Linked DNA regions of Homo sapiens: region 1 is linked to region 2. The links are chromatin loops, found by intact Hi-C in ENCODE. Cell type or tissue: heart left ventricle. All regions are shown on one strand. Links, peaks and the distances in the headings refer to the core of each region. The heading gives the core; the rest is flanking DNA. Region 1 overlaps MARCHF3 (membrane associated ring-CH-type finger 3). Region 2 overlaps MARCHF3 (membrane associated ring-CH-type finger 3).

Region 1 (4,402 bases), core at 220-4,219, 65 kb before region 2:
GACTGGCCGGCTCTAATGGACTCATTGAAAGCTGGTCTGGGCATAATTGCCATACAAATGGGTATTGTGTAAGAAAAAAAAGTCTGCCATCTGGAAAAAGGAAGAAAATGGACACATTTTCTGCATCATCTACATTAGATAAAAACTTCTTATGCAAGTTGGCAATTTTTTATGTGTTTGCCCCAACTGAGCCCTGCAGCTCACCACCCTGCCAGTATTATAGGATCAGTATAAAAATTCCTGTTGTTTTGCTGACTTAGGTATTCACCAAGGAATTATTTGTGAGGCAGACCTGAAAAGCAATTATGTGTAAAGTACAATAAGTTGGTTCTCCTTGAGAGGGGTTGCTGAGAGGGAACTTTCTGGGAGCCTCTCTGGATTTTTGGCACACATACTTTCCTCCTAATGTCTTGTGGCATGTAGTAATATTTTTTCCAACTCTTAGTCACAGTTTTTTACTTTGTTCCTTGACTTCGGGGCTTCTTTAGGTAACATCCACAGACATATTGGAGCTTTTTCTTTTTACCACAGATCTTTACAGCTTCTCAACTTATTGTGGCATGTCCTGGGGATTGACAGGGAGAGAGTGGGACAGGGGAACGAGTGAGATTTCTGCTGTTTAAAAGATGGCTTTTCTCAGGTTGGTAGCCACAGAAACATCTGTGGGCTACCTGGGAAGGATTTTAAAACATTCATGAGGTGGCCTCCTTCTTACCCTGCTCCTGACCTTCCCTTACCCCACCTCCCTGCCTGTTCTCCCCAGCGTGAGTGTGAGAAAGTACATTTGCAGCTGTCTCCACCTGATGGCTTCTGTGTGTGGCCTCAGCCGTGAAATGCTGAATGTTTGCATGGGGTTTGCTGAGAGCCAAGTCAAGGAACAAGCATGTTGGTGAAAGGCCAAATGCCCATCTTGTGTAGCTTCTCCAGTTTCACTCTTGATCCAAGCTGGAGCATATTCTCCAACTTGAAGAAAGCCAATGAGTGCTTTGAAAAGGGACCAGGAACTTGGTGTTTTATTCTTAGCTACTAGAGCAGAATTCTGGTCCACCATAAGTCAGCACTTTCTGTTTACTGATCAGCAGATGGTCCTGGCTGATTCCTGGTTGTACAGCTCACCCACTGCCACATGGGCCACTTGGACACTGCCTTTGTATTTTCATAATCCTCTCTTCCCCTTGTACATGGAGTTTTCTAATTTACTTGTGACAAAATAAAAGATAAAAGTTCTCCAAGACCCAAGATTTCCCATGTTGTGAGATATATTATTTCCTGCCATTGAACAGATTGTTTTATGATTCCAGCCAGGAGAGTTTTTAGTGATAGGGTAATATTCTCTTTTTTCTCTTAATATTTCCTCAGTTGTTCTTAGACTGCCTATAGCCTCCAATGGACTTCTGTAATAAAAGTGCTTCAATATTTTCTTTCTAGTGATAAACAGTCAATAGGCTTAATATAGTCATTCTCCAAAACAACCGGCTATGTTTCTTTGCTATATTAATACTATAGCACAAATGGTTAATTCCCCAATAGTGGTAGCAGGCAAGCCTAGGTTGACCAGGTGTACCAAATGGGCAATGAGAATTATTATTTATCTAATGTAATTTTAAGGGGGGAAGAGATTTGCAGAAAAGCATAGCCTTATCAAAAAAATTAAGTATGCAGTCATTTTGAGTAAACTGGAATTTAGAAAAATAACTGAATAGATGATTCTACTGTTTCTATTAGAAACAAGATGTGAATCTACAGGACAGACTGGCCTGAGGACCCAGTCCTTTCGACCTTGGGGTATCAGTGATAGGGAGAGATCGAAAGCCTATGGATTAGAGAGGAAGTTCTACCTGGTAAGGGGGTCCAGCCTCCCTCAGGCAGCATTCTGCCATCCCTTTTGAGACAAGTCCTCACCAAATTGACTTCCCTTCCATGTCCGTTGAAAAGCCCACCATGTTTTTTCTTGTCTTCTCATTCTGTTGCTCTTTCTGTGTTTCTTCTGCTTCACCCATCCAAACCCTAATCCCCACCTCCACCAAGAAGTCTTCTCTGACTACCTGGCTTTCCCATGCATTCACATCATATCTGTTACCTTTCTCTTTGTATTAACTTGTCCGTGTACTCTATTGACAGCTGCTTAAGGATTGGACAGTAACCTACTCAGTAACCACTTACTAAATTAAATGATTTAATAGTTGTTAAATTTAACATCTGGTATCTATTGGTCCTTTTATAACAGTAGTTGCTTGTCCTCATACTAAATTTCAGGTCAGCCCTGGGAAGTACTGTAAGTATTCTTTAATACTTACTCATTGTCATCATATGAGTTGCTTTTAACTATTTGTTAAGGGTATAAATTCAAAAGTAAAATTTTTGCTTTCTCTTATCCTCATTTTTCACTCCCCAGATATAACAAATGTTAACAGTTTGTATGCACCCTCCTAGAAGTTTGTATATATATGCGAACATAAATGGGAGCCTATTACATATACTCTTCTGCGCTCTGATTTTTAAATAATTTATCCTAGAGATCTTTCTATCTCTTCACGCTTATTTTTTTTCTTACTTGCGTTGTTGTACCCCATTGTATAAATAATCAATTATTGATTTAATCAGTTCCCTGTTGATGAACATTTAGGTGATTTCCAGTTTTCTCGGTAACGATAATATTACACTGATGGTTCTCCTGCATTCCTTATTAGTGCTTTTTGCTAATACCACTCCTCAAAGGGATTAAAGATCCTAGATCCATATCCCCACTGAAGAAGAGCTGCAACCCCTCTTAAAGCCTGCCACCAGTGTGCCCTCTTCTCCCTTTCTTTTTTTTTTTTTCCTTCCTTGCAGTCAACTCTTGCTAACCCTATGATTGCCCACAAGCAATACATTTAAACCAGGGACCCAGCTGAAATGCTTTAATGGACAACACAAAGTGGGAGACTAAATATGTGAAGCTATAGCAAGTACAAGTGACTCACCAACCTATTTGCATCTGGATCTCTTGCCCACTATCTACTAACATTTTTCCTATCAAAGCTGCTTAATGATTCCTTAATTGCCAAATCAGATAACTGGTTCTGTTCTCCATGCATCCTGACTGTGCTGCAACATTTGGAGCACTTTCTCTCCTGCTCTTTCCTCTATAACTTTCCTGCTCTTTCCTCTCCTGCTCTTTCCTCTATAACTTTAGAGGTACAGTGGGACTCATGGAGAAAAGGAGAGACCTGAGGCCTGAAGACATTGAAATTCAAAAATATTTTCAAATACTCGTGGCTTTCAGGCTCCAGGATGCCAGCTGATGTTCACTGATTTTAACAAATCTGCACTCAAAAGTGTGCAAAATTGTCCCTAAGCCTGGAATGTCTGGAGTCTCACCTCTTATTCATCTTTCAAGGACCCAGCTTAAATTCCACCTTCCCAGATTGTTCCAATTTCCTCTCCCTCTTACTGCCTTAGCAGTGTATTTATGCCTGTGTTTATAACACATCACACATTGCCTTCCATTCGAGTTATCTGAGTAGGTCTAGTAGAATGCCAAAAGGCTGGGTTTGAGTTTCTCATTCTTCCTGCCCTTAGCATTCATTTCCATTTAGTGAATTCTTAATAAATGTTTGGCTGATTTGTTTATTGGGAGAAAAACAGGGAAAAATAAAACTTAGTTGCAAGTCACAGACATTCAAAGTGGAGACAGTACATAATGGTCATGACATCAAATGGAAAGTTAAACAAAAATCTTTGAATACCCAGGATGTGAATATTGTTCAGCCAAAAATAAGTCTGTAAAAGGAATCTATGAGAATATCACAGAATTAGGGAAGTCTCTTTTTTCTGTATTATGTTCAGTCAGAATAATAGATTACTTTGCTTCATCATAGAAAACACACATGGCAGGCTTTAATAATCAGTCTGAAATAATTTCTTGACTCCAAGGATTATGAAAGCAGTGGCACCCAGGCAGTTAGAACTCTAGGAAAAGCAAGATAGGAACATGTGCAACAACCTGCAAAATAAACAGCACCTTAATGTCAGAATGCCAGAAGCTCTCATGAACAGGCTTGAAAACATCCAGTTGCACACTGGTACATTGGCTCAATTGATTTACGTATTAGTGCTTTTTTAAACTGTGTGTCCAAGAATAACAGGGTGCTATCTCGAGAGTGCTACCAGACCAAGAGTAGTGGTTAATATTGAGTGTCAACTTGATTAGATTGAAGGATGCAAAGTATTGTTCCTGGGTGTGTCTGTGAGGGTGTTACCAAAGGAGATTCACATTTGAGTCAGTGGACTGGGAGAGGCCGACCCACCTTCAATCTGGGTGGGCACCATCTAATCAGCTGCCAGTGCAGCAAGAATAAAGCAGGCAGAAGAAGGTGGAAGGACTTGACTTGCTGAGTCTTCCAGTCTTCATCTTTCTCCC
Region 2 (4,402 bases), core at 236-4,235:
AATGGGACTATTTTGGCTCTGTATCCACTCGTTTCGTCATTTATTTTTTCTTTTTCTTTCTTCCCCCTCTTCCTTCCTTTCTTCCTTCCTTTCTTCCTTCATTCTTTCTTCCTTTCAATCTTCTTTTTCAACAATATTCTCCATACCAACTTAAAGAGATTTATGTGCAAGTAGGGAAGGGAATTAGGGATGCTTTGTTTTAGAGATGCTTGCAAGCCATTACTAAGTTAAGAGTTCAGATTCATGGCCTGCCTCTTAATTTTCCTAAATAACCCCTAGATCAGAGTGCCTGATTTCAAGTCTGGTAATGAACATAAGGATTATCCAAAATTCATGCAAAAAAAAAAAAATAGAGGCTACCATCAAATAGCAGTTAATACTGGACTGCTTAGAAGTTAAGTCAGATAGAAGATATTGTATTTCTAAATAGGAGGTCTGTGTTAGCCCTGTGATTGTGTCACCTAACCTGGATATAAATTTTGATATCCAGCTAGTGTATTTATTCATTTAGTGAGTCAGCAAATATGCTTAAGTGCCCATTATATGCCAAGCACTTGTGAAAAAGCAATGGGTCCTAATAATATTGTAAAAAAAATAAATAAATAAATAAGAAGAAAGTAGAGAGGTTCTGTCAGGTGGAGGGAAGTTCTATAAACTATTCCTGTGAATGCAGTCTTCCCAATGACTGCATTGCCATTAAAGAAGATTGCTCATGTAAAGAAATCGCGTATGTTTTTGTAGTTTAAAAAATAATGCAGTTTACTGAAGCAGATTGGAGCTTCATTCCTTGAAGCTAATAAAAGAGGCTTATGGGAGTTGGAAAGAAATAAAGAGAATGACTTTACAATCATTTGTAGATACACAAGTATCTTTAGATGGCCTTTTTACTCTTTTTAATGAAAATATCCAAAAACCTCCACAGTAATGGGTAATTCACCTAGGAACTCATCTTCATTATCTGTGTAATTTTTAATTCTCCCAGCTTTTAGTTTTATGTAAATCAAAAGCATTTAAGGGCTTTAAAAAGATACCAAAGAGAGGCTGGGTGCAGTGGCTCATGCCTGTAATCCCAGCACTTTGGGAGGCCAAGGCATGTGAATCACGAGGTCAGGAAATCAAGACCATCCTGGCTAACACGGTGAAACCCCGTCTCTACTAAAAATACAAAAAATTAGCCGAGCGTGGTGGTGGGCGCCTGTAGTCCCAGCTACTCGGGAGGCTTATGCAGGAGAATGGCGTGAACCCAGGAGGCGGAGCTTGCAGTGAGCCGAGATCGCACCACTGCATTCCAGCCTGGGCGACACAGCGAGACTCTGTCTCAAAAAAAAAAAAAAAAAGAGATACCAAAGAGAATGACAGGCATACAGCGGAAAATTCTGTTATTGAATTTGCCATAGTGATTATCGTTGTAAATCTAAGAAATGAGTCCAGTTTATGAACAGACCAGGCTAGAGACATCAGCATGCTTTGTTTGTGTATATATGCACTATCATCATGGATTAGCTTTGGTTGTATTTTCTCCGCTACTGAACAGGATGCATATTTTATGTAACCTTGAAAGTAGAACTTAATAAAAATCATGATACAGTGTATTCTGGCCTCTTTCAAATGTCCAGATCCTTATGACCCAGATACCCAAAAGTAGTAAATTTCCACTTTAGTATGTCCCTGTTTTGTTTTATTTTATTTTTTTAGAAACCATACATTTCCCACTATGTGCCCAGTAAACATCTAAGTGGGTCCTGTGCTGAGCTCTGCGTAAACAAGATGAAGAGAGTCCCTGGTTTCTAGAAGTGTTGGGATCAGCAGATGAAAATGGAAGTACAAATTTAGTTTGATTCTTCCCTTTGTTGTTAGGAAAGGGGAGAAAAGATATCTCTTCCCCAGAAAAAAATAGGACCATTCATTCCTCTGTATCTGTACAAAATGCTTCAGAGTAGCTACCTCATTCTGGAGCCAAAATGGTACCTGGCTCTTGGGAAAACCTGGGGAGGATAAATGGAAAGCTCCTAGAGCTATAGTGGCCCACCTAGCTCCCCAGAGCCCCGTATTTTACCCCTTGAAGCCAAAAACAAAGGGAGACAATTTTGTACTCCATATTGTACTGATGCTGTATTTTAAGATAATATTCTCTGCATACTTCACCTTCCAGTAACACCTACTTTCCTTAGGTTCCCACTGTGCCTTCGTATGTGTCCTCAGTCTTACTTACCCCATTGTTCCAATGACAAGCTCTGGCCCATCCTCCCCAGCCCAGGATCATGCCATCCAGTGGCAAGATTCAAGAGGCCCACCTCTGTCCCTTTCCTGAGCCTTCTATAATACTCTAATAATGATGAGAGCTACCACTCAGCGAGCACCCACTGGGTAAGACACTTTAAAGACTCTGTGGGCTTTAAAACCACAATTTAAAGTCTTATAATGACTGCGAGGAAGTCACCTTCTCCTTTTTCACAGGTGGGCAAATTGACATACAGAAAAGTTAAATAACTTATCCAAGGTTGTACCTTTAGTAACTGGTGGCAAAAGCCAGTACTCACAGCCATGTGTCTGATTCCTGAGCTTTGTTTCTGCTTCTCCACTCTGCCTCTCATGTTAATGTCAGTATAGTGATAAATGTTTGTTGGCTTGAACAGAAATAGCAAAAGCAACAGGGCACCCTGGAAACATTTGAGGCTGCTGTGGCCCTAACACAATCCTTGCAGCCAGTGGTGTTTGCTGTGTGCTAAGCTTTGTGCTAGGCACTTTATATATGTTATTTCATTTAATCCTCAAATGTTCTGAGATGGGCACTATTTTATCCCTGGCTTAAGGAGGCATAACTGGTAGATGGAAAATCGAAGGGATTCAAACCCAAGGTATCTAACTCCAACGCTCACATGCTGAATTATTATTATTATTATTATCACCAAATAGCCTTCCCCCGCTTTGCTTTTTAAAAAGAAAATTGTTAACAGTTTTTACTGGTGAGGCTAGTGATTTCTGGCTTCTACTCTAGTCCAGTTGACTATTCCCACCCAATATAATGGCAGCTATTTTCCTTCTGTTATCCTCATGTTACAACTTTGCGGTAGAGATTATACTTTAGTAGTCACTGGGCTCTGTGGTCAAGTCTAGGATGATGAGATTTTACAACGAATTGCTAGCATAAAGATGGCCTTCTATAGAGCCTGTGTGTGTGTGTGTGTGTGTGTGTGTGTGTGTGTGTGTGTATTCATGTATGTATTAGAGGATATGCTTTTATTTACACTAGCCAAGAAGTCAGGACCTAAACATATGACTAGAGATCTAAGTATCTGAGTAATAATATTACTTTCTAGCACAGAACCATTTACTAGAAAGATCTTTGGGAACCAAATTGCTTGTATTCGTTTATTTATAGTGTGCACTTCCCTTTCACCTTGGCTTTATAAGAAAGTATTTGCTCTTTTTCAAAATGCGTGAAAGTCCTCCACTTACAGAGTCATGGAAGCTGTTTCCTGCTGGTTCATTGGTTCAGCAGCTCTCAATGCATTCTAGGGAAACCAAAAACCAAAAAACAACAACAACTACAACAAAAACCACTTTCATCCTGGCCAGCCTCCTTGGCATGCATTTCCTAACCCATTCCCCTCCTTCTTAGAGCAACAAGCCCCACACTGGTGTCTGCAGAACCATTTCAGAATCTCCTCAGAGTCCACCCCTACATTATTTGTTCTTTCACTGCTTTGCTATTCTACACTCAATTTCAAACTAAATAGAAATGCAGATGGGCACATGAGCATCTCGATTTCCCAAAATACACATTTTTCATGAATGCTTCCCTCTCAAAGTATGTGGACAGAGCCAGCATATTATCTTCCCATTATTACTCTGTTTTAATATCTAACTGACAGATGCATGTCACTAAAACAAGGCAATCATGGGCAGAAAATGCCCCTGCTCTTAGAGAACAAAAAAGAAAGACCCTGGATTGCTGTCAGTCTCAGAGACACTTGTCAGCCACTGTTAAAGAAGGCTTATAAATGCCTCTGTGGGGAATACCTATGAACTGCCTAAATGTTTTCACCCTTATTAGTGAGAAGAAGGAAGGGGAAATGTTTCTCGTGCATACACAGATCCTTCCCACAGTGGAAGCTTGCCCCGAGTGTTAATGTGTCACCAGCATGGTGCTGGAGCAGGGTATGGTTCTGCCACATGGCACCTGCAGGCTTTTCTGGGTGGGAATGGCTTCCTGTTGGATCAGAAAGCCTGAGCTATACAGGCATGATGACCTTGAGTAGTCAGTCTACAGAGGCATTAGTTCTCCTGACCCCCTTCCACAGCCTTGGGCCACCTTCAGATGTATTCCATAAATAAGATACAGTGGAGGTCTGCAGGGGCAAGTGGCACCAAGTGATCTGTGCAGCAATAAGCAAAAGAA

What was found. Hi-C counts contacts between places; a loop is a spot of excess contacts. Peaks named below come from ENCODE experiments on the same cell type or tissue, not always from the same donor. Only the 100,000 strongest peaks of a DNase experiment are listed, where the experiment ranks them.
Region 1: a loop joins it to region 2, with 2.1 times the contacts of the local background. A loop is called at or near these places in 1 of 110 quality-filtered maps.

Annotation. Positions count from the first base shown.
Region 1 is chr5:126,994,954-126,999,355 of GRCh38, reverse strand. All of the region lies in intron 1 of MARCHF3 (membrane associated ring-CH-type finger 3), which reads left to right. Among named protein-coding and RNA genes, the nearest start is that of MARCHF3, 33 kb to the left of the region's middle. In heart left ventricle, for the core only: no CTCF peak of the experiment used is centred there; no DNase peak of the experiment used is centred there; H3K27ac peaks cover 706 bases.
Region 2 is chr5:126,930,381-126,934,782 of GRCh38, reverse strand. All of the region lies in intron 1 of MARCHF3 (membrane associated ring-CH-type finger 3), which reads left to right. Among named protein-coding and RNA genes, the nearest start is that of MARCHF3, 98 kb to the left of the region's middle. In heart left ventricle, for the core only: no CTCF peak of the experiment used is centred there; no DNase peak of the experiment used is centred there; H3K27ac peaks cover 321 bases.